Regions from separate parts of the Homo sapiens genome. Here region 2 is linked to region 1. Evidence: read pairs that join two places in POLR2A ChIA-PET (ENCODE). Cell type or tissue: PC-9. All regions are shown on one strand. Each heading gives the region's core, and the rest is flanking DNA. Links, peaks and the distances in the headings are about the cores only. Region 1 has its middle 240 kb from the start of VRK2. Region 2 holds the start of LOC124907769 (a long non-coding RNA gene).

Evidence for each region. ChIA-PET counts read pairs that join two places held together with the same protein. Peaks named below come from ENCODE experiments on the same cell type or tissue, not always from the same donor. Only the 100,000 strongest peaks of a DNase experiment are listed, where the experiment ranks them.
Region 2: POLR2A ChIA-PET joins it to region 1 with 22 read pairs; 2 of 35 experiments call an interaction of 5 or more read pairs at or near these places.

Annotation. Positions count from the first base shown.
Region 1 is chr2:57,800,158-57,816,074 of GRCh38, reverse strand. No RefSeq gene overlaps it. Among named protein-coding and RNA genes, the nearest start is that of VRK2, 240 kb to the left of the region's middle. In PC-9, for the core only: no CTCF peak of the experiment used is centred there; no DNase peak of the experiment used is centred there.
Region 2 is chr2:57,874,519-57,890,435 of GRCh38, reverse strand. LOC124907769 (a long non-coding RNA gene) reads left to right here and starts at 3,778. Exons shown (of 2, transcript XR_007086324.1): 1 at 3,778-3,930; 2 at 5,229-5,358. RefSeq lists silencers at 9,696-9,896, 12,144-12,223. In PC-9, for the core only: no CTCF peak of the experiment used is centred there; DNase peaks (open chromatin) are centred at 8,075 and 12,535; H3K4me3 peaks cover 1,953 bases; H3K27ac peaks cover 2,659 bases.

The DNA of each region.
Region 1 (15,917 bases), core at 3,789-11,788:
TTGGGATGGATGATAATCTTAATTTTAGCTTTTTAATTTTACTAATATGCACATCCAGAAATATAAATATTCTTCTTGGTTTTGCTTTAGCTATATCACTCAGATTTTTCTAGGTAGTATTTTTTAATAGTCAGTAGAAAATATTATCTATCTTCTCATAAGTACTTTAGATGTAAATATTTCTTAATTTAGAAATACATGTAATATTCTACTTTGTTGTTGATTCCTAGTGCAATTACAGTTGATTTAGAGAAAAAATGCTCTACGATATTAAACATTTGAAATTTTTCTGATTTGTCAGTACATATGAGTATATGGTCAATTTTTGTAAGTCTTGTGTCCTCAAAAAGAATGTGTAGTCTCTAATTCTATGTATGTCCAATAAGTCAAATTTATTAATTGTGTTCTTTAAATTCTAGGTTGACAATTGTTTTATATCAGTATTTTAAATATATGATATTATTCTCTTTTAGCTTCCAATTTTAGTATTAAGAAAACTTTTGTTAGTCTTACTGTCTGACTTTAAAGAAGCTTCCTTTTGAATCTCTAATTAGGTATGTATGTACACATGTATTGTACCTTTCCAGGGATCCTCTAAATATTTGCTTTCTATTATGTTTTCTTTTTCCTTGTCTTTCACTGCTTCATTATGGGTAGTTTCTTCTGATTTTTATTTCATTTCTAATTTCTTTAGTTCCTAAGTCTATTAAGTTCTTAATTTTGTCCTTAATTTTTGTCTTTGTAATTTTCTTTTCTAGAATTTTTACTTGACTCTTTATCAGATCTGATATTATGTAATATATTTACCACTTCATTTCTGAATTTTTCAAATGTAGCTTTTGTCTCTAACAAAATGAGTTGTTCTACAGTGTTAATTTTTATAGTGTCTAATAATCACAGAACCTGGATTTTCTGTAGGTCTGTAAATATTGCCCATTTTATTTTTTCTGTAGGTTTTTTCGTCTAGTCTTACCTCTTTTATACTTGGTATATTGGATGTGTACTTAAAACATTATTTTAAAAAATATTTTAAGGCTTAGGATAATGCTATTTTCGTTTATCTAGAACTTTTGTTTCCTTTTGCCTGGCACCTAGGGAAAGATAGCAATCTCTGATTTTCTTTATCCATATTCAATGTTTGAAAATTCCTGGGCCAATCAGAAGACTAAAGTTAGGCTGCAGTTTCTGTGAGAACCAGTTTACTTCTGGTTCACTTTACTCAAAATATGCAGCTCTTCACAATCTCAACCCAAAATAGGATTGGTGTAGCTGGGTTTCCACCTTAGTTGCATTCAGGACTCTTAACTTCTAAGACAAACGAAATCTTACTTAGTTTTACCTCTCACCACTTTTTTCAAGTAGACAAATGGCTTTATGGCTAAAAGCTATTCTCTCTGGACAGGTGATAGTTTTTAAACCCAGCTTGGTAGTTCCTTATTCTTCTGTTAGCTATGTAAAACTTTTAAGAAGATTGAAAGTATTTTAACTCATTGTAACTCATTATATTGTATTTCATATGGTTACTTCAAAATATTTACTCTCCCACTAATGGAAACAAAAGGTCATCTACTTTGGTTCCCTGTAGATATCGATTTGACCCAATATAACATTTTGAAAAGACCAGCTTCTGCCTGCTGATCTGCAGTAACACTCTTCTCATAAATCAAGAATCCACATATTGATTGTTTCTGGACCCTCTAAACTGTTTCACTGGACTATTCTGTCTTGCACCAATGCCACAATATTAATTATTTTGTACTTACAGTAATAAATGTCTAGCAAAGTCCTCTCACTTTGTTTATTCTTTGTTTTTCAATATACATCTTAGAATTGTCTTATTTTCATAAAAATGCTGCTGGGTAGCTGGTTGGATTATTGAATCTATATATTTGAGAACCAACTTTTTAAAATGTTGAATACAATCAATGAATATGTTATATCCTTCCATATATTTGTACACTCCAATTTTCCTTCATAACATTTGTTATTTGGCAATGCAGAAGATTTGCAAAGCTTTTATTATTTTAATTCTGGATATTTAAAGATTTTTTTACTACTGCACATATTTTTTTAAAAACTTAGTTTTTCTAATTTTTGTTGCTTTTACATAGGTATGTAATTGATGCTTTAAAAAATATTGACCATGAAGCCACCAAACTTGTGTACTTGGTTAATTAATTAATTAATTAACTAACTAGAGTTGAGGTTTTGTTCTGTCACCCAGGTTAGAGTGCAGCAGCATAATCATAGTTTACTGCAGCCTTGAGCTCTTGGGGTCAAGTGATCCTCCCACCTCAGCCTCCTGACTAACTAGAACTACAGGACTACCACTCCTGGCTAATATTTATTCATTTATTTATTTTCATAGACAAAGTCTCATTATGTTGCCCTGGCTGATCTTGAATTCCTGACCTCTCGGGCAGTCCTCCCACCTCAGCCTTCCAAAGGGCTGGGATTACAGAAGTGAACCGCCATGCCTGGCCAACTTATTTATTAATTCAATTAAAGTACCTGTGAATTCTTTTGAATTTTCTTCATATACAATCATCATCTGAAAATAAGAAAGTTTATTTCTTCCTCAACAGTCTTTAATCCTTCCATTTATCTTTTCTCGTCTTCTCGTAATAGGTACATTGTTGGATAGAAGTGGTAACAGCGTGCATTTTTATTTCATTCCCAATAACAGGAATACTTGCAGTATTTCACCATTAAGTGTAATGTTTACTGTAGATGTCCTACAGCCTTTATTGGAATAAGGAGGTCTCCTTCTCTTGTAAATGTGCTAGGGCTATTTATTATGATTCAATTTTCTCAAATATTTCTCTATATCTCTATAGATGATAATATGTATTATTTGGATTATTTTTGAGTATTATAAACTTTTCCCCCAGAATAAACCAACTTTGTTGTAATACATTATCTTATGTATACATTGCTGAATTTATTTTGCTATATTTTGTTTCAAATTATTGCGTCTATGTTCATGAGTGAGATTGATATGTAATTTTTCTTTCTGATAATGCCCTCGTCAGGTTATTGCCTTAATGTTTTTATAAAAATATTTGAGAAATTGTTATTTTTCTTTTCTCTTGATGCATTTTCTCTAACAGTGGACTTGAGGCATCTGTTTTCTTTTTGTGGTTTATTGGCAAGTTTTATTTCTCTAGGAATTTTTAATTTAATCTAAATATGTATAATATTTAAATAAATATTTTAATATAAATATTTAAATTTATTTGTAAATGTCTGCAAACTTTTTTTTTTTTTTTTTTGGGATGGTGTCTTGCTCTGTTTGCCCAGGCTGGAGTGCGGTGGTGCAATCTTGGCTCACCTCAGCCTCCACCTCCCGGGTTCTCCTGCCTCAGCCTCCCGAGTAGCTGGGACCACAGGGACATGCCACCATGCCCAGCTAATTTTTGTATTTTTAGTAGAGATGGGGTTTCACGATTTTGGCCAGGCTGGTCTCAAACTCCTGGCCTCAAAGTGCTGGGATTACAGGCATGAGCCACCATGCCCAGCCTCAAATATTTTGTATCTACGGCCAGATAGTAAAATAATTTAGGCTTTGTGGTTATACAGTGCTTCTCATAGCTATTCATGAATGAAGGCATGGATAATATGTGAATGAAGTGTGCCTGTGTTCCAGTAAAATGTAATTTATAGGCATTGAAATTTAAATTTCAAATAATTTTCACATATAATACATTATTTTTATTTTTTTCAACCATTAAAAATATGTAAACCATTCTTAGCTCATGGATATATAAAAACAGACAGTGGATATGGACAGCAGGCCATAGTTTAATAACCTCTGGCATACAGTTGTTCAAATACTCTCGTGATTTTTCTGAGATATACAGAATCGTTAAGAATGTTCACATATTTATTAATATTGGCTATTTATTTTCTTTGTAAGACTAATTAAGAAAATTAGTCTTGCCAATTTTAAATTGTTTTTAAAGAACCAAATTTTGGCTTTGTTCATCTCCTGTATTTTTTTTTTCTAGTTCACTTATTTGTTCTTATAGTTATTTTCTTTTTATTTTGTTTAGATTTAATTTGCTGTTCTTTCATTTTTTTAGAAGTATGCTTGAACATTGATTTCAGCTTTTCTAATTTTTCATTTAAGGTTACAAATTATTTCTCTAAGCATGGCTTTAGCTTTCCCCTTCTACCTTTAGTATTATTTTCATTATTGTTAAAAATATTTTCTAATTTTCATTTGATTTCAAATTCATCTCATGAATTATTTAGTGCTGTATTTATTAATTTATATCCACATGTGTACCTATACAGATAGATTTTCTTTTATCTTTTTAGTATTAATAGGTTAATTCTGTTTTGGTTAGATCACATATTCTATATGGTTAAATCCTTTGAATTTGGTTGCATTTTTATTTATAGGTGAGAATATTTCCAGTTTTAACAATTGTTTTATGCAGTCTTCTACAATATGTCAATTTGCTCAAATTTATTAATTTTGTTATTCAGATCTATTTTTTTGAGGATTTTCATTTCAACTTGATTCATCAGTGATTAAGTTATATTTCTTGGATTCTCCCATTTTAGCTGTGAGTTTGTTTATGTTTCCTTTTTGGAAATGTCAGTTTTTCCTTTATATATTGTTAAGTCTATATTTCAGATAAATAAATACATTTAAAATTGAACCTTTCATTGTTATGAAATGGCTTTCTTAATCTCTATTACTGCCTCTGGTCTTAAAATGTATTTTGAATGATGTTAATATACCTACACTAGGTTTCTTTATTGTTTACATGAGATGTTTCCTATTCTTTTACTTCAAAATATATATCCTATATTTGTAGTATTACTCTTAATAGAAAGCAAGTATATTGAATTTTACTTTTTGTATTTAATGTGACAACATATGTTTATATTTCATGTAATATGGGATATATTTGAGTTTAAATTAACTAGTTCTTTTTTATTTTTTTCTGTATTACGTCTCCTATGTTTCTTTCACTTTCTTCTTCCCTTCTTTTCTGTTTGTTGTTTTAATTATTATTTTTTTAAAATTCCCCTCTATTAGCTTGTTAGCTTCATCTTTTACTAACTGCACTATAGCACAACATATGATTTTTCTTCTGACATTCACAATTGTATTTAATTGTACATATAGTTTTTAACTCAACTATATATTATTCCACTCAGCCAATATTCAATTAGAATTATATCTGCCCTATCAATTGCTCTGAACACATTATTGATTCTCTGGGTTTCATTTGTTATCTTTTTTTCCTTGACTGTAGAAATCCCTTTAAAATTTTCTTAAGTATGAATTCACTGTTAATAAATTCTTTGAGTTTTTTTAAAAAATAAAACCCTATAGTTTGCTTATATTTTAAATGGATATAGAATCCTAGGTTGGTAGTTGTTTTCCATCAACATTCTCAAGATGCCATATTATTTGATTTTTCTTGCTTACATACTTTTTATTTAATAGCTGTTAGTCTTATTGTTGCTTCCTTGCATGCAATATGCCTTTTTTCTCTAGCTACTTTTAAATATATTTCTTGTTTTGGTTTTCATAAGTTCTATAATAAATGTACAAAGGTGTTTTACCTATATTTATTCTTATTGAAATGTATTGTTTCACTCATATCTGTTTTTTGTAATATTATATCAATTTTTGAAGAATTTCAGTCATTTTCTCATGAAATACTTATTCTGACGCTCTCTTTTTCTGGAACTCAGACACTTTCATCATGTCTAATTATCTCATGTTCTTTTTTGTATTTTCTATCCTTCTATGTCTTTATAATTTAGTTTTAGTATTATGTTCTAATTTATCTTTCAGTTTACAGTCCTTTCAGCTTTATTCAAATTTTTGTTAAGTCTGTTTGAGTTCTTGTTTTCAAGTTGTGCTTTTTAATTCTAGAATTTTCAGTTGGTTCTTTTTTGTACTTATAGGTTACCAATTTTCTGCTAACATCATCAGTATTGTTTTTTACTTCTTAGGATGTATTAATTACAGTTTTTTTTTTTAATTCAGCATCTCTGAGGTCCACTACATAGATCTTCTTTAGGACTCTTGTGTGGTTTGTATATTCTCCAAGTTTTTTTTCGTTTGTTTGTTTTGAGACAGAGTCTTGCTCTGTCACCCAGGCTGGAGTGCAGTCCATGATCTCAGCTCACTGCAACCTCTGCCTCCTGAGTTCAAGCTATTCTCCTGCCTCAGCCTCCCGAGTAGCTGGGACCACAGGCATGCACTACCATGTCTGACTAATTTTTTGTATTTTTAGTACAGACAAGGATGTATCATGTTGGCCAGGCTGGTCTTGAACTCCTGACCTTAAGTGATCCACCTGCATTGGCCTCCCAAAGTGCTGGGATTACGGGCATGAGCCACTGTACTCAGCTTATACTCCAAGTTTTTTATTATGTTTGTTTTCTTCCAGGCCTGGTTATGTTAATTGTTGCCAAACATTGTACATGACTGCAAACATATCTAAAGTCTCTGGATGACCTTCTCATTCTCCAGAATGCATTTACCTTTGCTTCTGACAGGCAGTTAGAGTAGAGACATTAATAATACAGAGTCACCTCAACCCTATAAGAAATTGAAGTGATTTGAAACTGAGCTTTGGTACTTGTGAGAACTGGTTTATTTTCAGTTTTCACTTACTCTTAGAATGTAACCTTTTGAAATCCAAACTGAAAACCTGAGGTATATATGAGGTCATCTCTTCTTGAACTCTAATTTTTGTTTTTTCAACTTAGCACATCTGTTAAAATATCTGCTCAGTTTCTCAGTCCCTGCAAAATCCCTGCATGAAATTTGCCATCACCCTGCAGTCTCAGTTACAGGGCTCACCTTGCTAGGCTTTTATTCTCTTCTTAGAACCTTGGTATCTCTCTAATTTCTTCAAAATGATTTCATATATACATTTATATATAATTTATATATATGTATATATACACTTAAATATCAGTATGGAATAGGGAAATATACATATATATTTCCTTTTCCTAAATATATATAATTTGGACATATGTATACATAATTTTTGTTAAAATTATATATATATATTTGGACAATATAATATTTAGGAGATAGGAAAAATACGTATAAATATGTTTATAAATATATTGTCCAAATTTTGCAATTGTTTTCCCTGAGATGGTTGGTCTGAAATAATGTCATTTGCTATTGATGGCAGGAGAGCTCCCACTCATTGTATTTTACATTTGTATAGTTTTCTATTCCTTACTGATATTTTGAAATGTATCTTTCATGTCTTTAAACATAGTAAGTGTTGTTGCTTTATGAACTGTATCTGGTAATTTCAATATCTGATGCACATCTCTGTTTACTGTCTGCTGTTTCTGCTGGTTCTGGCTTACATGAGTACCCTATTTCTTTTTTGTACTTGTTCCTTTTGTCTGTGTACTCCAATTGCCCTTGAAAAAGTATATTTTTTGAGGCCCCAAATGAAGGCACATTCTGCCAGACTTACATTTGCTTCTAACTAGTGCATGCAGTTGTGATGAATAGAAAGTACTTTTAACCCAGGATAAACTTGGCATTCTTGGGAACCTCTAGAAAGCAAATCTACTGGAAGTTTTGCCAGAGACAACATTTATTCAAAGAACATTTTAAAATCTTTTCTTTCTTTTCTCTCAATTGTTCTTGCGGTACTTACAAGGCATTGCTTATGGATAACTTTCATATTAGGTACGCAACTCTTCGTGTTCCAGATTAACGTGAGGGAGTCTCCTCTCAGACTCCCTGCTATAGGAAGCCCTAGGATTTGACTTCCTTTATCTTCTGCCTATAGCACATTTTGGTAAACTTAGCACACACCTTCTAGGTAAAAGCAGTTTGGTGCTTGGCTTAGTCTTTCTGTGCTACAATAACGAAATACCATGGACTGGGTAATTTATAAAGAACAGAAATTTATTGTCTTACAGTGCTGAAGACTGAGAAGCTCAAGATTAAGGGGCTGACATATTTGGTGTCTAGTGAGGGCTATTCTCTGTTTTCAAGATGGCATCTTGTTGCTGCATCCTCTGGTGGGGCTGAACACTGTCTCCTCACATGGTGCAAGAGACAGAAGAACAAAAAGGGCCAAAGTTCGTTCCCTCTAGCCCTTTTATAAGGCACTAATCCATTAATGAGGACAGATCCTTCATACCTTTATTATTTTACAAAAGGCTCCTTCTCTTAATACAATCAGAATGGGGATTCAATCTCAATATGAATTTTGGAGGAGACACATTCAAACTATAGCAGTGCTCATGTATACAATTTATATATTCACGTTTTCTTCTTCCTACCCTCAAGTTCGTGCCTGTAGTTCTCACCAGTTGTTAGCTCTGAAATCGTATTAGATTTAAATATTTAAATCTCTTTAAATATTTTAAAGGAATTTTCAAATATTTTATCTAGTATTTTAATTTGTATAACTGGTAGATTTGGTTTAAATAAAATAATTCATCGTAATTTGAAATAGAATTTTTCTATCTTTTTGTTTTTAATGTATTAGGAAAAGAAAATGTGGCCTTATGAAGTATGTTGTTGAGAAGTTATTGAATTTATTTTTGATGTGGTAATAAAATATGGTCAAAATTATCTCCTGGATGTTTAAGACAAATGGTTCTTTTATTCTTTATTGGGCTTAATGTTGTTTATATATATAATTTTAGTTACATATGTATCTATTATGGCAAATCAATAAGCTTTAGTGTTTGTACATATGTATATATAACATTTAATATTCTTTCAAATATATATTCACTTCTTTGTGTACTTTAAGTATCAATTTTCAATACATGTACATTAATATGTTTACTATGATAAATATTTTTAGTTTTTTAAAAAATTTCAAACTGTTTTAAATTTATGCCCACAAAGAAGTGAGAAGGTTGGTAATGAAAAGAGAAAATATCTGAATAGTTGTGAGGCTAAACCTAGAATCAGCAGTGGGATAGCAGGTAGCTAGGGTATGATGAACAGGCTGGAGAGTTAGAAACACACAGATGTTAGGATTCTGTGTCTTATATCATGCAAAGATTTAAACAATAAACCGGGTAATAGGTCCTAACATGCATCTTTAATTTTGTTTCTTTCATCTGGTTTTCTTAATGAAAAATGATTACTGAGTTGAGTTTCTTGAACTCTTGGAAAAGCTTTAAAATATGTGTAACTGTCTTTTTAAAAAAATGACTTCATGGGAAAAGGTATTGTTGTATGCAGATTTCCAGTGGAAACCTGCAGATGCTCACATAAGAAACATTCTTGCCCACTCTTTTGAATAAACATGTTGCAAACCCAGTATATTTGCATACCCAAGAGAATAATTGTCTCAAAGATATGGGCTGTGAACACATGTGGTTGTCTACCAGATTATGAACACCAGACTTGAGACATATATTTTTCAGGTGTACAGCTTGAGGAAATTATTGAACACTCAGCACAAATGCCATGTCTTGGGGAATATTTGGAGAAATGTAGGCGCTACTGTATTTTAAATAATCAGTCCCTCTAGCTCTCATTGTGACTGATGGAAAATTTATTTTATTTTCCCTTGACAAAGGGAAACAAAATTGTAGCTCTCTTAATTCATAGTTTGTTAAGCAATTTCCATTTTGTAGTTGCATCTCACAGATGTTCTGAAATGGTTAAGCCAAAAAAGCATGTTTTAATTCACAAAAAACTTAGAACAAAATACACTCCTATCAGTTGGTTAATGTGTGTGTGTATATATATATATTCTCATTGATAACTCACACACAAAAAGAAGCATTTTTATAGGGCCGGTATAATCCTTTCTTACTTTATGGGTAAAAAGTTATAAAGTCACATACTATGCCTGAATGTTTGACTTTTTATTTATATTTTGCAATTTAATGCAGTGGAGCTGGAAGATGTGAAAAATGTTTAGATACACATGCAGCTCCTGTAGGTCTGAACAAACTCAAGTCCTCAACCTATTATCTTCAGAATTTGTTATAACATATGCCTATTAAATTGGACCAGATCTTATTTTTAGAGTAGCCCCCAAATAACTACTTTTTCAAAATATGTCCAGTGCTAGCAACAGCTTCTTGTGGAAAGCAGCTGTTTCAAATCATCCTGTTATAAATAGGGCAACTATAGAGCCTGGTTTGCACAGACCACTGTACCTTAGACCTTTTGTCTGGGATTAACTATTACTATTACTTATGCTCTCAAAAGGTACAGTTTTAAATGATAGATTATGCAGCCACACCAGATTTAGGAGGCTAAGTTCAGTAACATTCTGAAGGAGGAATAATGGCCTAACATTAGAGTCATACTATACCTCCTCCCATTAAAGTATGCCTTTACTTCAAGCATCCCCCGGCTCCCACTCTTTGGCTTAAATATATAATTTCTTTATATTTTTGTTAAAGGTATACTCAAGGTTTTTTAGCTTGGTGATTGTGGAAAATATTACCACTATCTATAGTTTAATTAATAAATCCAGTACAGACTTCTGTCAGGTTTCTCCTGCAGTAGAGTAAGAAAAGTTCTCTATATTAATGCATTTTAGTGGTTCATTTTTCCACCATTATCTGCCCACTAACAAGTCCTCAAATATAAGCAACTTATAGAAAATATTTTTGATGTGCCAGCTAAATATATTTAAGTGTGGGTAAGTTATTCCTGCAGAATGTTAACTGTCAAAAGTTTCCCACTAACTAACCAATGGCTTTATGTTAATTTCCATATGTCTTCCGTCATTGGATTCTTGCTTTAGAGAAAGGTATGCTCTTCTTTGGTCAGACTTACAGATAACTAAGGCTATTTTTGCATTGATTTCCTGTTTCTTTGTAAAAATTTTGAACCCTACCTTCTCAATTCTAGAAATTGGGTGATCAGGAAGCTAATTAGGCTTCTGAGCAGATAGCATGTGGGAACCTGACTTACCACATTCTTACAGGAATACCGTGTGGTAATTTTTCTTAATCTTTCTCAGAGCATGCTTTTATGTATACATGAACAAACCAAAACTCATGAATCACATGGATGTTTTGAACTTAAGGCTAAACAAATGGCAGGAACCACAAAGATTAATGAAAAATAAGTTTTATAGAATGAGATACATTCAGTGTAATCTTCTTTTCATCTACATGTGGAGTAATTTTCTATAATCATAATCATATTGATGATCAGGTGGGCTCAGGATCTCAAAATGGTCAGAAATGCTATAGGTAATAGGAACTGCTGTATTCTTAAAAGATTTTAAGTGAGGAAACTGAGCTATCAAAAATAGTTCTTGTTTAAACTTTAAAGCGAGCTAATCATCTATGTGTGAAGCCATTCCAGATAGAGTTTTACCTTTATTTTCTATTTTTGTTATTAAAAAGTGTGAGAAATAACATCTTATTTATTCTATTAAGGTGAAAGGTCAATAGCCACCTGTAGGATGTGTATCTTCTACCATCATGATAACAAGCTTGGTTAGAGCTTAAAATAAAAGAGGTGTTACCTTTTCTCATTTTTACAATTTTACTGTATTTCTTAATTTTAAGGGTGGAGAAGGAGGAGGATTATTGTCTTTCAACAGGCTTCATTTGTCCTATTTCTCATAAAATATTGTTCAGTTTTGGAATGTGTGTCAGGTGATATTCAGGCTTATAGTAGAGTAAGACATTGTAACCTGCAATTTCTTCTAATATAAGAAGTGAGAAACAGAGGCTACACTCATGTTTTCATAATTTGTTTTTCTTCTCAGTAGAAGACCCTTGATTGCTAACTTTCTTAATGCCAAGTAACAGAAACTATCGACGTATCCTGTGTAACAAATATTACTTTCTTTGTTCCTGCTCATGATCATTAGTGACTTCCAGATAACTTATCAATTATTGTCTTCTATAATACATAGCACTAAACACTTGAACATAGATGCTTGTATTTGATAGTCATCTGGCATCATTTATATCATTTATGAACATGAACATGTACAATTGACAAGACTTCATAGATCCATGGCAAGTATAAGCCATCACTGGTGAATGATTTCACAATTTGTAACAGCTCACATGGTTTTGAGACCTTAAACCTTAACCATTCTTCTTTGCATCTTCTGTCACCCACCATGTTCAACACGAATTTCCTGGTGGCCCAGATACTTGCCAAAGCAGGAAAAGCCTCCCCAAGATTATCTTGCTTTAAATGCGCAGGAGAATCTGAGCTTGTATGGCATTGTTATTGATTAATCATATCTACAGTGTTGTTGATTTTTTCTGGTTGATTTGGAAACGAGAGATGGCAATCAGGAAACTATCAACACATTGAAAATAAAGGCACTTTTAAGATAGGAAATAAATAAGGCAGGGAATACTCTCTACTGAGTAGGGAGGCAAATTCTGAAAATTTTCAGATACTTTTTATTCCTGACATAGAAACTTGCCCAGATGTGATGAATGTGGGTTTTAAATTGAGCTCTGCCCCACACCTTCAGGCAAATGAGTCTCCACAAAGGAAAGGTAATCATAGCTCCAAAACCAAGTAGGTATATTACAAAGAAACAATAATAAGATATAAACATACCATTTAATCATTAAATTGAAATGGATATGTTTTTCCTAGCACCTAATAGATTATCTCAAAAAGAATAAAATTCACATATATTAAGTTTTTGATTAAGCCCTACATATTGAGCTTTCTCCTCATTCTTTGCGTTTAAGATAGAAATAATGTTATTTTAAAGGTTAAATGTTTTTTAGAAAACCATTTCACTTTTACATAAATTTAAACTTTCTGAATATTTAAGAATTATATAAATATAAACTATTGTTTCCTTTCAAAATTTGTTTCACAAGAGCAGACAATAGATCTCCACTTTCAGCTGCACATTTAGATGTTTCTTTTATTTTTGAGTGTACTTTCTCCTCAATCTTTCCACAGAATTAAAAATTTTGTTCCTCTCATGTTTTATTGAAAAGGCTCTCTGCCATTATATCATTTCGTTTTCCGGTTTTATTCTTTTGTCTGAAGGCACATGCAGCATCCCTGGTTTAAGGACTCTAGACAGCGAGAGAAATGGATAGCCACGAGAGTATCTCTAGTCAAGGTTGAAAGAGAGCTCATAGCTTTCTAAAACGAACGCCGTGAATGGGGGACATTTAGGTTATTGCCATGACAATTCTAATTGTTGGAACTTTATTCTTATTATGGTCTTTATTCAGTTGGATTCACCCTAACAGCACACATAGACGAGTCACTTTAATTTCTGGGCTGGTTTTGGAGAACATGTAGCCAAGAATCATCATCTTTTTGTTGCGATAACAAAACACACGGTCAAGGGGGTCTAAATGGAATTGCATTTTATAGGCATGCAGAGATCGGTATGAAGTAAGACATGCTCTCTTTGACCTCTGGAAGCTCTCTCTAACAAATGATGGGGCTACATTTTAAATTACAGGAGATTCCAATTACTGTGAAATTATGGGGCTATATGAGCTCCCTCTATGGGCTAATTTAACGTCTGCAAATTATATTTCTTGTTCTTCTTTTTTTTTTTCCTTCTTCCCATTTTTTTCCCCAACAAAGCCTCTGTGTGGCCTCTGGGATGGGGTGGCCGCCTAAGGGCCCTGAGGTTGTGCTCCTTGGAGCGTGTGCAAGATGGCTGCCCCAAGGCTGTTTGAAGCTGGCGCGTTTGAAGCTGCCGCGCGTGTTTGAAGCTGCGGCATTTGAAGCTGTCGGGCTTGAAGCTGGCGCCTGTGTTTGAAGCTGCGGCATTTGATGTTGCTGAGGACGTTTGTAAATTTGAGACAGACTTTAATATTGTTAGACGGTAGGGGAGTCCTTTTCAACCCCCTTTTCATTTTTTTTTACTTGAACTTTTAAAAAAGTTTTATTTAACTTTTTTTTTTTTCAACTATTTTAACTACTTATGTCAGCCGAGGAATGCTGTGATTCACAGTCATTATTGTAAGGAGGCTGTTATGTATTTTTAGTGCTGCTGGGACCATAGGAATTCTTGAGTGGCTTTGACTGGATACAACAATGTGGAGAATAATCCCAACTGTGAAAAGTGCTACTGTGGCCACAGAACAGTACAGAATAATTTTTGAAAAAGGGCAATCTTCTTGTTGCTTTTAGAAGAAGGCCGAGTATGCTCGCTGTTGCATTAGCAAGATTGATGATTGTAGAGGTAGAACAAATGTATGTGAGCAGAAGAAGTTGGGAATTCATAGGTGTAGGAATTAAGTTTGCAGTTGTGGAGCAAAGCATTTTCTATTTTTCTTCCTATTATTTTCCCTTCCAAATTCTATAAAAAAGTAGGGAGAAAGGTGGGTGTAGTTATAAAACAATGCTGTCAACCCTTTGGACAATACTATAAAAATGAGTGGTGTCTGATATGAAGAGCATCTATTCTGAAATGTGAGAGAGAAGAGAATGAATATTGCTGCTGTTGGTAAAGGAAAGAAAACAGATGGTTATCTTATAGTCTGTAGATTATGGTTTTATAAATATCTTGTTTGGAGGAACCCTAGATGTAGAGGTGAAAAGCTGGGAAAATTGGGAAAGAGCCATGAGTTGTCAAATCCAAAATAGGATGGATGAGAAACATTTTGGTTTTGGTGCAAATCATTTTTCACTTAATTCTCAGCCTGGATCAACATCATGCACTTGAATGCAGAGCTGATGAAATACGACATTTTTATGTTGTCCATGGTTCCTGGCTGATGGATGGTTTAGGTTAGAAGGCTACTTTGGTGGCTTTGCCATGAGTTTTTCTCTTTGGAAGTAGAGTGTTTCATTCTGCTAATGATTATTCTTTTGAAAGTTAAGTAATGCTTTCTTGGCATTGGCTATTTGTCAGAGCTTAAACCTTTTTACTTACATGTCCACCATTAAGTTTTTTCACTGTGCAGAGCACAGATTTCTATAGAATATACTTCTGTTATTCAGCCATAATTTGGGTTTTATTTCTACAACCCAAAAAGATTAAGCTGTTTGTTTCTGTATTTCAGTCATTTGTAGCAAGGATTTACTATTCCTTCAGTTCCAGAAAAAGCTATCTATTAATTTCATATCATTAAAATTGAGTTATTGCCTTATAATCTAGATGGAACTAGGTTTTATTCTAATAAATAATTTAAACATGTGCTTTACCTATTTAAGAGTAAAATGTGTCTTGCATACCTTTTGAATGATGAAAACATTTATTTCCCATTACTTCATAAAGCAGATGATCTTGGAACGTGTTTTCTTAAGAATAATTGTTTTTAAGGATTTTCCATCATTAGTTCATCATTTCTGATTTGGGTAGGTATAGAAATTGGGTATTTTTCTTTGTCCTATATAGATACATTTCTATCCCAACGCAACTTGCCATTATGAGCTTCTTCAATTGTATTCCTTTCAATCGGTGTGTCTTTTCTGATCTATTAGCTAATCATTTATTTTAATGTTAATGTTTTACCAAATTTGTATTTTGAACTTTACATGAACAATATTAACATCATTTTTTGAGAATTGAGTAAGTTCCTACACACTATCAATGAAATATACTAATACTGAGTCTATTATAACAAGTCATTTAATAAATTATAAAACATTAAAAACTAAACAATATAGGAAGTTCATAAAATTATTGGCGCTGCACCTTTTGGTTTATATACTGTTTTCAGAATTAAAAAAGAATTTCCTAATTTAAGGAAACAGTGCATTTTACACATCTATACACACACATACACATGGGTGCACAAGTGTTTATGTCGTTGTGTGTGTGTGCGTGTGTATGTATATTGTTTATTATAAAGTCTTCCTCATCAATTCAATTTTTTTCTTACTCATCAACCTCTGTGATATTCGACCCATGTTACTGGTTTTTTAAGCTTAGAGAGAATTCTTTGATTTTCCTACTCCTTGCCATGATGTAGTCTATGTAGTCTAGTAATCTACATTTGATAACAAAAGA
Region 2 (15,917 bases), core at 4,674-12,673, 73 kb before region 1:
GAGCGTGTTAGAAATGCACAATCCCAGGCCCCACCCTGGACCCACTAATCAGAATCTTCATTTTATCAAAATCTCCTGGTGATTAGTATGCACATGAAAGAATTGAGAAGCCCTGATCTAGTCTAACTTATTTCATACAAAAGAAAGGTGACATTCAGCAAAGTGAAGTGGTTCACAAGAGGTCACATAGTATGCTCAGAACTAAGCCACGATGACAGCCCAGGTCCTCTGACCCTAAGTCTAATCCATGATGTCTCCACCACAAAATACAGAGGATTTCATTTTATCTTGTGACAGATTTCATATTGACTATGTCGGCCCAAAAGTGGGTAATATATTTGTAGCCTAAAATAGGGTAAGTCTAAAAAGTCATAGGTTTCTGCTTGCTTTGGTCAAATAGTAAAATAAAAATCAAAGCAAATAATCAATAGGTTGTATTACTGAGCTTAAATTGTATGCAAAAAGTATCTAGAATACTCCTAGATTTCTATTTATAAAGTTCATTAGATACATTCTTAAATTTCTCAGATTGAAGGATTTAACATATATGCTCTTAAATTCAGAAAAGATGCAACTGCAATGATCACAGGGACCTAGTATTCAATTTTTATATTTGTATCCAGCATTCTAGCTATTATGATCTTTTTGGTAGAAAAAAAGAGATGATGATTATGTATAATAAATATATTTCTCCTATTCAAAGAGTAATACACAAAGCACTGTGCCCAAAGAGAGGTGCCAAAGGATCTTACAAGCAATAGCTTAAAAATGCTCACAATTCCCTGATAAGATATACACATAGGTATGCAGTTTTGAAAAATACCACTAGATTGGTTTCATTATACACACACAAACACACATCGTATATACTATGTTATTAGACACTCTTGTAATATTTCTTACATTTATTAAGAGTTGAATGGATGGAACAGGAAGGCATTATGTTAGGTTAAATAAGCCAGACACATAAAGACAAATATCACGTGTTCTCATTCATATGTGGGAGCTAAAAAAAAAAGAAAAAAAAATTGAACTCACGGAGATAGAGAATAGAACTGGTGCTTACGAGAGGGTGGGAAGAAAGCAGGGAAGCCCATATGCAGTGGGGATGGTTAATAGGTACAAAATACGTTAGATATAATGAATAAGATCTCATATTTAGTAGCACAATACGGTGACTATAGTTAACAATAATTATATAATTTAAAATTACTAAAAGGGTGAAATTGGAATGTTCCTAACACATAGAAATGGCAAATGCTTGAGGTCTGTATACCCCAATTACCTTGATACTTTGTATGCCTGTATCAAAATATCCCATGTACGCTGTGAATATATACAACTATTATGTGTTCATAATAACTAAAAATAAAAAATTTAAAAAAGAAGAAAGTCACTAAAGTCTATTTTTTTTTTAGAAAAACTTGAATACTATGAACCACATACACATTATTATCTCATTTAATCTTCACCAAAATTTGATGGGGTACTGTTATCCTCATTTTATAGATGTAATGAGGAGCCTGGGGTTGAGGGAGGTCAAGAAAAGAACTTGCCCAAGGATACATAGCCAGCAAGATAAAACAAAGAGAGAAAGTTAATGTGAGGTTTAAGTGGACCTCCCAAATCAAAGTTGTGACTTGAAAGTAAGACTTTTGAGTTCTAACTTCTTAAATCCTGGTTTAATGTGGTCTCTTTGGATGTGAACCTCTACCATGACTTCCTGCAGTCGTATTGAGGTGGTGGTGGCCTTTTCTTCCTTTTGTACTAAGCACATAGATCTGTGAAACCACTGGCGCCTCTTGTCTAAGGAGTCAAGGTCTAGAGGTGTCTGTAGCTGGGGAAGGAGCCTTCAGCTGCTCTGCTCTTCGCAGTCAGACATTGCCTCCCTGAAGATTCAGAGTCCAGGTTCTTGGTTCAACAATTCTACTTCTCTAGTTCTGAGATTGATAATGAACAAGTGCTGCAATAAAAAATGCCAACATACTTGAGAATATTCTTAATGAAATCAGTTTCACAGGCTTTTGTAGAGAAGTACTGAAGCTGGGGAGGGGAGACAGAGCTAGCCAAAATATTTCTAGGTAGAGCTGTGGGAGCTTTATATCCGAAGGTGCAGAACTGAAGAGACATGATTGAGAGATAAAGGAGCAGGAAGAGACAACCTTTACTAGTAATTGCAGAGACAGTCTAAATAAAGTAGCAATTAATAAGCCAAATGATAAAATGATTGATCTAGAGCTTTCTCTCTAGCTTTCTTTTTTTAAGGAAACACAAGCAAACTTCAAATGTTCACTCCCATTTTATATGACACATCCTGCTCCTTGCTGATAGCCTTATGTGTGGAACCTCTAAAGCTGTACCTTGCCAAATGTTAACTAACAGTGTATGCTGAAACCTCATTATGAAAGGGGTATAATAAGAAAATAAGGAATATTGCAACCAGCTGTAACCTATAACATTCTAGTAACTATCTTGTTATAAGAGATAAACCCTGATTACTAAATTCCAACACTTTGTAATACCTCAGAGGAAAAAAATAAAAGATAGCAGTTTTTCTTGCACTTGTTTTTCTTTATATTAGATTATTAGATTCTATATTATCTTAGAGTTCTAGGTTTAACTATCTGATTTTTTAAAGTACTGGAGAAAAGATCAATTTATCTCCACCCCCTAACATATTACTTGAATATATACTAGTATTTGTGATACTTCCTTACAAAGGAATTAATACTTCCCTATGCAAGTATTAATGACATTTTTTAGAGAAAAGGAAAGAGTAGTAAGTCATCTCTTGGATCTAAAACAAATGTAAACCACCTCAAAGCTTTTTTCTTAGAAGAAACCTCATGCGATGTGCACCATATCAAGATTATAGACACAGAATTATACCGCACTCTTTTTTATTTAAATCCAGGTGTAATTTGTGAAACCTTTCTGCTTCATTCTAGAAATGAAACTCTAGCATTGCCTTCATGTTGGGCTCTGATCAGTTTGGTTTTTCAGATACACCAAGGGGCTTTTATTTCATATCTTTGTGAAATTGACTAGTTTCTAAAGTTATTCTTCTATTATAATTTAACACATTAAGAGAATAGAAAAAAGAGAGATAGTGTGGTATTATTTTATTACTACATAAAACTCCACTGTCAGAATGGAAAATATAGGAAAAGCTTGGCACACAGATGGCTAAAAAGTTAAAGCTGAGTAAATGATCAGAGAGAGAAAAACAGAACAGTATTGAGTCTATGTTCCTCCATATTATTTTGTATGCATATCTTTGAATTTGAAATTCAAATAAGGAATATATATATATATGTAATTGCAAACAATTTTTTGATAAACAAGTAGGCCAGATATCCAAATGAGAAGATGCCGTTTTGCCCTCTCATTCCATTTGATAACAGAAGCCCTTGTGTCACCTTATGTTATAGGAATGGAATTATAGGGATTAATATGAACAAAGTTAACCCCTTTTAACTTACTATCGCATAATGTTTTCAGCTTCCATGCCATGAGGATTCTGGGCAGTGCAGGGTGGGGGAGATTGGAGGGGTGCAGAGGAAAGGAAGATGTGAAGGGAGAGGAATAATAGAAACCTTTTTAATATATTGATGTGAAATGAGAAGTAATTCAGAAATGCAATTTAGTGATGACCTCTCCTCTGGGTGGATATGAAAAGCAGCCTTGTTTTCTTTTATAAAGAAATGCTGGCATGCTTGACTTTAGTGAATCAAGAGAATTGTTTGGCAAATAACAGTGATGGTGTGTGTCCTTGTCAGAACACCTGCTGTATTCTCCCAGCAAACGCTGGGGCCACGGCGTCTCTCCTCTAATGACACCTCATCAATCCGCTCCTATCAATGTCCCAGCCATGGAGGTGACTTCGAGTGCTCAGAAGCCTTAGAAAATGTCAACGTTTTGGGAGAAAAGGTCAGTCACAGCTTCCCCCCCACCTCCCCTGCCAAGCCACCGTGGGCCTGGCGTTCATTATCCTAATTAAATCCAGCAGCTGAACATCTTCTTATCTGTAGGGGAGGAGAGCACGGGCATGATGCAATAGGATTGATTTGCATATCCAAAGTTAATTAGTGCGGAGGAGCAGGTGTACAGTAATAATAATTATCACACATGACAATCACCTGTGACCACTTCCCCGCGCCCCTTCCGGGATTCAGCACAGTGATTGCTGGCTGGTTTTTTCCTTGCTTGATACCCATCCTGAGCTGTTTATGTCCTTGTGCCTCTCTTCACAAACCTGCTGTGAGTAGATTGTCTGTTCCTTAACAGGCGCTGTATTTTTCTCTAAAGGTATATTTTCCCCTGTTTCATTTGGAGGGAGAGACTATTGTAAGGCAGCTATTTTCAATTTTGTTTGCTGAAGTTGTCATATCCTGTTGGAGCCTGGGTATTTATTTTTAGATTACATGTAAGTGGATAAGGAAAAAAAAATGCTCAGGATCATAATTTGAAAATCCCACTTTGCATCATTTGAAGATTCTATCTTGAGCATATGCTGGGAAATCAGTCTGATCCAAAATAAACTTATTAGGCAACAGACACATGAAACCAAGTGACAATTTGATGTTTGCCACAAGATTATCCATGCCAGTTTGAAGAGGGCAGAGGGAGCTGAATACAGAACTTGAATCTTCCTAGTCTGTGGACAGTGCAGTAGAATGCAGGCTGCTGATGCTCACTGGACACAAACCTGAAGAAACTGAAAAAGATTTGGGTGGGTTGTTTAGGATCTGAAGAATCCAGGGTAAACAAACAATCAAACACTAGCATGATACTCCAGTAGGAAGACGTCAAATTGTAGCCTTGAAGCAAATTCAGTGCAGCTTGCAGGATGGCTCTCATGATGCCTTCATCACAGAAAGCTTAGATAGATTACACTCTTTGGATTTAGTTTGCACATAAATGTGTAGGTTGTGCATGTTGAAAAGTGTTTTCTCTGTCAAATGAGGGTAATTTTTTCAAATTAAGCCAAAAAGCATGCCCTGGAAATTGGATGTGCCTTTACAGAAATGAATTATTGCTGTATGTTATACAGGAATTTAACAGTCACAATGGTAGGCTAATAAGTAGGTAAGAACAGAATATTAAATACAAAGAAATTTTTGTGGGTAAAAGGGAGGCATTAATGTTAAATTAGCTATGAAACTGTGAGTGTTTTTAATTTTTTTTTTTTCATTTTGACTTTTGTCTCTTTCACTTTTATTTGTCAGGGTACACTTTTGCCAATCAAGTCAAGTATAACAGGTAGGCCTCCCTTTCACACAGCTTTAATGATAAGTGACAGAGTCGGCAAAAGGCATTCAACTGCCTGCAGAATGCATTAAAAATTTAAAACTTTACTTATCAGTCTTTTATTAAAACTTTTTGTAATTGTACAAAATTATTCCCCCACTGGGTTACCTTTCAATATGGAGTACAATTATATTTCTGACACAAAATAATTATAATTTTAAAAAGCTATAAGAAAAAAGTATTATTTTTTAAAGCAAAATCCATCCATTTTACATCCATGAAGAGGTATTGCAATGAAAAGTTAAGCAATTGCTGAGCCAAAACTCCAGTTGTGAACATTTAACTTTCAGTACTAGACAGCTAGGTGGAAATCTAGAAATGTAAAAGAATTATGGCTTATGGTCAAAGACTTCCTAGTCCTTGTTTGTTTATTAAGATAATAACTTTTATGTAGTATACCTTTAATCTATCCATGTTAGTGTAGCTAAAATGCCACATCTAAATTCTTTCCAACAGGATAAAAACCATTAGTAACTGTGTTTTGGAGAATTATCTGTGTTTTTTCTACATGCCTGACATCATCTTATGTAAAGATTTTAAATTCGAGAGCTACTAGCCCTGGACAGTGCATGGGCAGAGCAACATTCTAATAATTCCCAAATCTCCACTATGGTCATCTGGTCTTTTATCTAAAATTCTATTGAGCAAGTTTCCAGAAAAACAGGTGTCCTGTGTACATTCTCCTAAGAGATAGAGATCAACACATATTCTCTTGGGCATGTTTGTGTATAAGTTGTTATAGTTGAAACTCTGGGAAATATGGAGATGAATTCATATTTCAACTAGGGGCTGTTGGAATCAGCTCAAATGTCCATAAAAGCTGACACTACTACACTTTCTTAGCTTACACCCTGATGGCACATCCTTTTTGAATACAAGGAATACTTACTATGTATTTACTAAGAACTCAGCATGATATTAGGCAATTGCACTTAAATCCAAAGATTTTCAAGTCTTGTTCAAATCTGTTCTTGTCTTCAACTAGCTCACAATTTAGAAGGAAAATTAGATATGTGAAAACCAAACTATAATTCTATGTGAAAAATTCCAGGACTCTTCTAAGTGAGGAGTGTGCCATGATCCATTTGTTGTCAGAAAATACTGGAACTTGTATGTGTATTTATCTTTCATGCTATTATTTTAAATTTCTCTTTTTGTACTTCATGTACACAGCATAAATATATAAATTGGGGATCTAAAAACTTAAATTCAAAATTTAAATGATCTTCTACATGGAATACGTTTATATCTTTATGTCATATGTAGAAGTTTTCATAATTCATTTGGAAACGAGCATCATATGGTTATGGTTATACTGTGTATGAGAGGTTTGGAAACTTTAATTATAATCTTGATTATACTAGTAGTGCATCTTTAAACAAATAATTTAACATTTAATGTATCTGAGGTTCTGTATCTTATATTTTTGCATAATTCCCTCCCTTAAATAACAAGCATATATTGAGAGTTAACTCAGATTCAGAAACTTTTCTAAGCAATCTAAGTGTATTAATCCACTTGATACTCATAACTTTATTAGAAAAGTACTATTATCCCCATTTTACAAATAAACAAACTGAAACAAAGACAGATTAAATAACTTTCCCCGGGTGGCAAAGCTAAGAAGAGGCAGGCCAGGAGTCTGAAGGTGGTGTTAGAGGATTTCTAAAATAATTTCGAATTCTAAATTCATTGAGTTTCCTATGGTAGTGCTATGGGCTCATTTGATCATTTATTGAACATTTACTTTGTGCCAGACATTGTGCTAGGTGTAGATTATACCAAAATGAAAGATGACTCCCAGTCTATTGGGAAGATAGCCATGTAATCATGTAGCTATGGAAACACAGAAGGGAAAGCACGAACTGGCCAGGAAATGTCAGAAAGAACAATATTAATAGAAGTGCCAAAGTAGAAGTAGAGAATGACAGGTAAACAGGGCAAGCAAAGGTATTAAACCAGAGAGGGCAGCATTAGCCAGGGAGCAAATGTAAAAGAGAATGATGTGTTTGAGAAAATGAAAGCGGCTCAGCATGGTTAGAGTCCATGTTGTGTATGGGAGGAATAACGAGAGGCTGGAAATGGGACAGGGGCCAGATCCTGAATAGCCTTATTTGTTGAGTGATTTTAGCTTGTAGTGGATAACGAGTTACTGAGAAACTTTAAGGGATGGAATTATATGATTAGATGTGTATTTTAGAAGTTCTATTCTGGCTCTGGTATGGAGATTGGAGAGGAGAGATGTGAGGCTGAAAACTGGGAGTTTCGTTTTAAGAGTATTGAACTTGTCTGTTCACTCATTCTTTCGTGAAATTCTGTTAATCACTCATTGACTTAACCTGTATTTTTTGATGCGCCTACTATGTGCCAGACATTGTTCTAGATGCTTGAACTCTATTAGTGAAGAACACAGGCAAAAATCCTGGCCCTTGAGGAGCATAAACCGTGGCATAGTTCACTTGTAATTACAAGGAAGGACTTGGTTAAAGGGACAGTGTGGTTAGAGAGGGGAGAGGTATCTGTGATATATTTAGGAGGCAGAACTGACAGGACCAGTCATTAGGAGTGAATCATGGATTTTTAAAATAAGGACTGAAAAACCATTGAGAATTAATTCTTGTGAAGGAAAATTATCCCAACAATGAAAGTGGAAATTTACTATTCAGGAAAGCTGGGGGAGGGCAGTCAAACTGACTTTATGGGCACTGGGAGTAGGGTGGGGAGGAATGAGTAGCCACCGGGAACATTCTTTAGTCCATCAAGATGACTCAGGAGACTAACAGCCAATTGCCCATCACGAACCTTTTGACCTTTGATCTCAGAAGTTTCCAGAGCAAAACGTCCTCTTGAAAGTTTTGATTTTACGTTTGGAGGGGGAATGAATACAACATCACTGGCAGCTATGTTTCTAGAAGGGACTTCCTAAAAACAAAACAATTAAACATGGAGGTTTTATATGGTGAATTTAGATTCTCATGGCCTACAAAAAGCTGAAGCCCTGTGATTATCTTTGCCCAATCAGGGTGAGTCAGACCCACCTATTGCCAACTTTAGAGGATAATATATTAACTTTGTAAATGAAAAGAAACAGCAAGTTTACATAGAAGTTTAAATCACACTGAACACTGCAACAAGTCTCCACAGATAACAATAGTACTTTGCCAGCTGTGGTCTCCTTGACCTGCTAAGGTATTGCAGAAATTATAACGAACAAAGAGAGGCTGGGTAAGTGGATGGTTAGAACATCAGATTTTCAAGGCTTTTTCTATCCTTAGTGTTGACTTATTTAAGTCAGGCTTTGGGTCAGATTCTTGACTCTTGTATGCCTGCTTGTCCACTGGGAGAAGGGGGAGAAGAGCAGTACTTGGCACCCAGAGAAAGTTCATGAAGTGCGTTAAGGGCCTGAGTTGAAAGGCTGTAACATCATACAGAAGTGGATAGCATTCTATTTTTATTGACAGCATGAATAGGAAGCATAGGTGGTCTGACTGAAAACATCTCTGAATAAGAGTCTTTTCAGAAATGTGGAATGATTGGCAAAGGCCTAGAAGGCAGGAATGTCATATGCCTTGGCCCTGGAAATTGTCATTTGGCATAGAAGGGGTAGCATTAGAGTTGGCCTCAGATCCTCATGGGCTCAGAGGTGTGGAGGAGGGAGAACAAGTAGAGCTCTCCTTCTCCACTGTTGGGGCCCTATTACATGCTGCTGAAATAACTCTGACACGTTGGGGCTGTTAATGCAAATTTAGAAAATAAATCAGTCTTGGGGAGATGAGTGATAAAATGCAAACAACAGGGAAAGAAAGGGTCTTTGTTTACTTTCTCTTTTCCTGGTGTATGGCTAAACAGGTTAAACACCTGTGAGAAGAGGGTGCTTCAGGGACACCCTTATACTCAAATTGTTCATGGGTGTCTTGGAGATTGCATTCCTCTCCTTGTGCAGTGATTAGTTGCCTCTTCGTCACTGGCGACGCTGGCAGCGAGGAGCAGGGCCTTCACCTGCAGGTGTTGCCATGGCAAAGGACACTTGGAATAGATTCAGGCAACATTAAAATGCAAAAGTGAAAATAAGAATAGAGAGAAAATAGAAGCTTGATTCAGGGAGACATTTGAGTGGGTCAAATCGCCTCCCTCACAATAGCCATTGCCAAACTTGAGATCAACCCCACCTTTTCCCTCTTGACTCCTGAGGTTCTCTGAGCTCTGGCTATGAGGTGCAAAAGACGACTTTTTTTTTTTTTTTTTTTTTTTAAACACAGTAAGGTTTACATTATTTTGTTCCTAAGAAATATGATTTGGTTTCTTAATCCAAACAGGGTTAAGAAATTATGAAATGAGAATTGGTTTTTGGATGCTATAAAACAATTCCTTTTTTAAAAAAAATTCAAAAGTTGGCTAGCAAAGTAGCTCGTTTTATTGGCTCTGGATTTTTCTCTCATTACCACCTTCTTTAACATCCACGTGGCTTATCAAGGAAGCCAAACCACATTTTTCCTGTGTCATCCCAAGAGACTTTGCCTTAACTTTCACTTGGTTTTCACATTGAATTAAGCGTTTTCTTTCTTACCACTTCTGTATATTTATCTATTATTCAGAATAGTCGGGTTTATTTACTAAGCTTCCCTAGAACTTGAAGATATTTATGGTCAGAATTCCTGTAAGTTATTATTCTCTAAGTCAGAAAATCATCTATGTCTCTAAATATTTTAAGAATTCCGAGTTAAAGCCAGTGGCAGATTCCCTTTTTACACTCTGACTTGTTGATTTGCTTTGTTATCTAGGTAGTGATGGTTAATAATAACATAGTAGTAATAAATATTTACTGACTGTATAACCAGTTACATTAGAATTCTTGGGGATGGGCCTAGGTATAGGTGCAATCTCAGTGCTCCCCAGGGTTAAGGAACTGTGTGGTGGAGGTTCATGGGATGATTGGGAAGGTAATGCCTGTTCCATGGTGGATACTTGAGCCACATTGGTTTGCTGAATTGCTTATGAGTTATTGTAAAAAAAAAAATGTACCTTGCCTTTGGTTACCCCTTCTCTTTACAAGGGCAGGGTAAAATATGGGGCTCAGCTAGGCTGTGGGAATAGGGAATGGTGTGGGAGAAGCTTGGGCCTAGGAGCAACATCTGTGGGACTCTTCCTTCTATGCCCTTCTGAATCTATTGAGAAGGATCAGCTAACTCTTTGGTGCTATGCTATTAGAAACCCGGAATTAAAATAGAATATTTCTTAAAATGGAAGGGCTTGCAGTTAACTCAGGTCTGTACAGTGAGGCCCCATTGTTGGTAAGCACTTGGGCAGGGAGGAACCATCTTCTGGATATTGGAGTTATCTGCATGCTCTATGGATTTTCATTTCATATCATTTCTGTGTTTCCTGTAAAAATGAAGAGAAAGTTTCTTCACTGTGAACCTTCTCTTATGTGATCTAGGGTACAATTAACCCTACTCAGCTTTCATCTTGAAAATCGATTCAAGTAAACAAATGACATTTCTTAAGAAAGGTCAGTGGGGAGGTTTTACTGTAACATCTATTCTAAGCTGGAACCTGGGAAGTCCTCACAGGTCCCACAACAAGAAAATTTCATTTAAATGGACTAGGAGAAAAAGGGCAGAAAGAAGAATGAAGAGGGCCTAATACTGAACTGTAGTTCTCCTACATCCAGAGGTTAATAAAGTTCCTAAGTTTGCTATGTACAAAGAAAATTGCCTCCAAAATAACTAGTAATACTAGCATTCTCTGACCGTTTGAAGGTCAATATAGTAAAATACTTTTCTGAATCTGCTGTCTACCTCGAAAAAGGTATGTACAAAGATTGCACCAGATTTTCTGAATATTCTGGACAAATTCTGATCTGGTTGTACAGTTTAACCAATTGTCAGTATGCCAATACCCTATGCGTGAAGCTGAGGCACCAGAATGATTTGCTGTCTACTCAACATCTCCCTTATTCCACACTATAAGTAGGTCCCAGAAGTTCTTTGATGGGACAAAAAGAATTAATGCCAAAGTTGAATGAGTTACAGCCGCTACCACCTAATTAAAATGATTTTGTGCCAGTTGCTTTTGTTGGGCAAGATCCACACATAATATAATTTTAATCCTGTTTATATGCACTCTTGGGATAGATTTGAGATCAGCATTGCCATTTAAGTGAGGTTAATCAAGCATACTGTATGCAGCTTTTGTTTCTCCACTGTATGTGAAAGGTGACCATTGCTGACAGGTTACCCAACTGGCCGCTTACTCTATTAACAAGAAGGAGGTGGTTTTCAGTGTCTGGTCATTAACCTAGCCTCAGCCCCAGTGACTCTTTTCGCCTAGTCCTTGGAATAGTGCAGCTGTTGTCAGTCGCAGAGGAGAACTCTAGTTATGAACCGCTTTGCTTTGGCTGCAGCGACATGCCTCTACACAAGGAGGGGGGGAGGGAGAAAAAAAGAAAAAAAAATACAACTCCCCTAAAAAGCAAACACCGTTTTTTTTTGTATGCCTGGCTCTGTTTATGTATATAAAATGGACATTATGGTGGAGTGAAAAAGACCCTCGTAAAAATCCTTCTTGAAAACTATTGTTGCTGACAGCCATGACCTCTGTGAGTCTGCATGTTTACCCATAATTCATAATTAACAAAGACATTAGAACTGCCACAGGAGAATTCTGGGCTTTATTTCTTTCTAACTGGGCAGTACTAATGCTGGAAGTGCTCCCAAATCAGTGATTTAACATTTCAGGAAATCTTGGAGAGGCAGCAGAAGCCTCCTTATATAGCTCATACGCTGGGACTTTGGTGATACAGATACGGCCGAGATAATTATTCAGCTCTCGTTATTGCTGTAGCTCTGCACCTGATCCCCGAGCCATTAGAGCACTCTGCAGGTTATTACAACTATCAAACATCAAGGTCTCTTTTCTAGTCTCTTGACTATGTGGTTATCATTTTACTTCTTTTAAATCCCCCATCTGCATAGAAAGCCTCTGTGTTTTTTACAGAGATCTGCTCACAGCCTTTCCCCCACCCTTTCTTTATTGCTCCCTAAATGGAGTCCTTTTCTTACTAGCACATTAGCATAAAAATATAAACCTCATGCTTCTCCACTTGTATTGTTTTTATACCCTCTCTCTTGTTTGATTTCCTCTTTGAGGCTGTGCACACCTACACTTTAATTTGGGCAGCCAATGAGTCAGTGGAAGAGAATTCTCTTGAGCTCAAGGAAACCATGATAATATAATTTCTGATGATGGGTGTTATCAGTGGCCATGTTTAACCTTTTCCTTAGTTGAAGGCCCTCTTGACTTTATTGGGTGTTTCTACCTATTGCTGCTGTATCATAGATTATGCCCCGAACCAGCAAATTGCAAGAGAATATAATGACAACTTGCCAAAAAAAAAAAAAAAAAAAAAGAAAAGAAGAAGGGGGGAGGATTTTGTATTGTGGATGTACTTAATAATTCATTAGTTTTTTTTATCTCTTTCCCAGAAAGTGTACCTTTCTTGAAATTTAATAGGAAACTGTCTTTTTGATGACATGTATTTTCAGTTTTGGTCACAATCTAGTCCTGTAATAAGTTTGCTTCCATTACTTTTCTAAACAAACTATAAGATATTAAAACCAGACAGCTCTGAATATTCTGAGCACTGTGTCAGCTATCTAGGGATAGGCAGTCACTTATGATACATAAAGATAATAATACAAATTAAGAGTCTGAAGCAAGTCTCTTTGGACTGCATCTTAAATGAAAGCAAGTTGTTGTTTCTGAATGTTTTACACAGACTTGCTTCTCTTCAAAACCTTTATTTAACATGATCTCCACCAAACACCTGTAATAAAAAAAAGGCACTCCACCCGCTGCAGGCCTATATATAGAAAAAGCTAATCCACAAGGGGTGAGGGGCAGTCACAGACAGTATGGTGGGGCTGAGAAACATATGGCTTCCTCACTTAATATTGCTGCACAGTTGTCCCACACCATATTCCCTTAAATGGGCATTAATTTTGTAGCCAAATTAGCAGGCTATAAAAAATGAAAATAAAGACACTTTTTGATACTACAAAAAACCACCATTAAGCGTGACTTGATAGCATCTATCCATTATCTCTGTGTGTATATTGTCGGCAGGTGTAGTAAGTGGTGCATGTAAAAAATGAAATATAGAGAGGTTTCAAATGTAGGTAGTGTTTTTATGAGCAGTGAAAGTTAAGTAACTGTGTGCTTTAATCTGTACTTTACTTCATCAGCCTATGCAGAGAAACCATCTGATATTCCTGACTTATAGAAGAGACTGGTTTCTTTTAGGATCTCCTTCTGGCCCCTTCTGTTGAACCAAGGAGGTTTTAAATATTTTTAAAATCATATTCTCCTCTTTTGTTAACTTAATGGTGAATGTGTATTTTCTTCCCTAGGAACTAAGGAGCATAGACTTCAACACAAAATATATATTTATTAATGCAAATTCATATAGATCAACTATAACAGTAAATCAGTAGGTAGCATTTGTTGTGAATTGTTTCCCCATTATCAATGACAGCAGTAAGAATGCTTCACCTTGGGAACTTTGTATTACTGCTGAATCATTTGAATACTGTCAGAGGTTCCCTATTTAGGATGTACTTTCATTTTTACTACTATATGAAATTGTAATTCCTCCATATGTGGTGATCCTTAATACCAGAAACTATGAGTTAAAATCTTTCATTTTATCTAGTCTGCCCTTCTTATTTAATGTGAAAACAAACTCAGAGAAGCCAAATAACTTGCTTAAAGTCACACAGCCAGCTAGTTCATAGAAAACTTTGGTTCTGGTCTCTTGACTCTTTCTTTCTACTATACCACATTGCTGCTTCCAATAATTATATAATTATCGATGTTCCCAAAGCAAGAGAAGGCACTTGTGAGTTTTATTTCTAGAAAAAGTGATAGTTTGTTCTTAGCCATTCATTCGCTCATTGGTGAGAAAAATGCATAAATTTGCAAGATGGCGGGCCAGCAATATGGCAAAGGTCTTTTCTTTGTATGACAACCAACTGACCCCTAAATGAATTGAACCCTGACCCCCTTCCTCATTAGCTCCAAGAAAGCTAACTAGCCCAGAAACAATTGTTACAAGCAAGCTACAACACAAATTCACCATGTTATTCCTATGGGATTAATTAGAGAGCTAAAACAATGCTTTCTCTTTGAAAGACATACAGAATCATATTGTTATGTTCTTCTGACTTGCGAACCTCTTGAAATTTAATGCAAAATTTTATGTAAGGACAAATATATATTCCTCTGGAGAGAGGGTTCCAAGTTTGCATAAGATTTTCACGATGTTTGTGAGTGTGTGTGTGAGATCCAAAATAGGTTGAAAGAGTTGTTCTATTTCATGCTCCAGTGCATTGTGCTGATGTCATCACTGGTGTTGGTGCACTACCAAAAATACAAGAATTGCATTATGCTTCACCATATTGGAGGGCTATATTATTTATATATTTTTTTCCTTAAAAAAAGGGATGGCAAGTAAATCTATACATGTAGCCCTTATAATTAGCACCAAATCGATAAGGAGTAATTTGGGATATTATGATAATTTAATTTGAATAGGGATGAATGTCACCCAAATCTTGAGTGCTGACTTTTTGTACCCAATGAGAAAAAGAAGGCTATAGCCTTGAGTGTGGGGACATGATAGTATCCAGGATAAGGAGAGTGGACTATACAAAAAATGAAATATTCAAATATTTGACAGCATCTTTAACTTACTTAGATGTTATACAATAAATAGTCAATAGGACCTTTCTAGTAATCAGGGGGTTAAAGCACTATAAAGAAACTTCCATATGTACTTTGTTATCCAAGAGACAGATAGAGAGATGTCGTTCTACTGATATATTACATAAATCATGGTGCCAGCCAGAAAAACAACAGATGACCAATTTGTACAAAGCATTTTTTCCTTATGTTACATTTATTTAAAATACATTAAATCGTTGTGCTAAAATTGAGGCAGCTGGCAGTCCAGGCAACCTTATAAGATTTGTGTTTTCTGGATCCAGGCCCATTCATTTGGAAAGGTGAATCCACTGGGCTAATATATTTGCTTAGTCATATGCCAAGCCCTTGGAGAACACAGGTAGTCCAGAATTTACCATGCATTCCATTTTTTAAAAAAAATCAGAAATATCCTGACAAATGAAAGTCAGATGGTTAATGCCCATTTACTTCCAAGTGAAGTCACTGATTAATGGTGCCAAGTCTCAACCCAAAGAAAAAGACTCATATGGGATGTAATCTGAGAAATCTGGCCATTTTCCAGGGGCTTCTTGTCTCTTACTTTATATACATCAACAACGTGGTGATGCCTAGTTGACCTTAAAAATAAAAGTCATGTCTGAGTTGGATGGGTTTGTGTTAAACTGATTCAAACATGGGCCTAATATGTTAATGGCATTTTAATGTTTGCTGTAGCATTATTTTAGCCCATAGTTTTTTTTTATCAAACTCTTAATGAGTGATGACCTCCTCAAAATGGTAAAGATCACTCAATGTTAAGGGTTTTATACTTACTTAAACCAACTTTCAGTGACTATTGTCAACTGCATTCGAAACCAATACTGGAT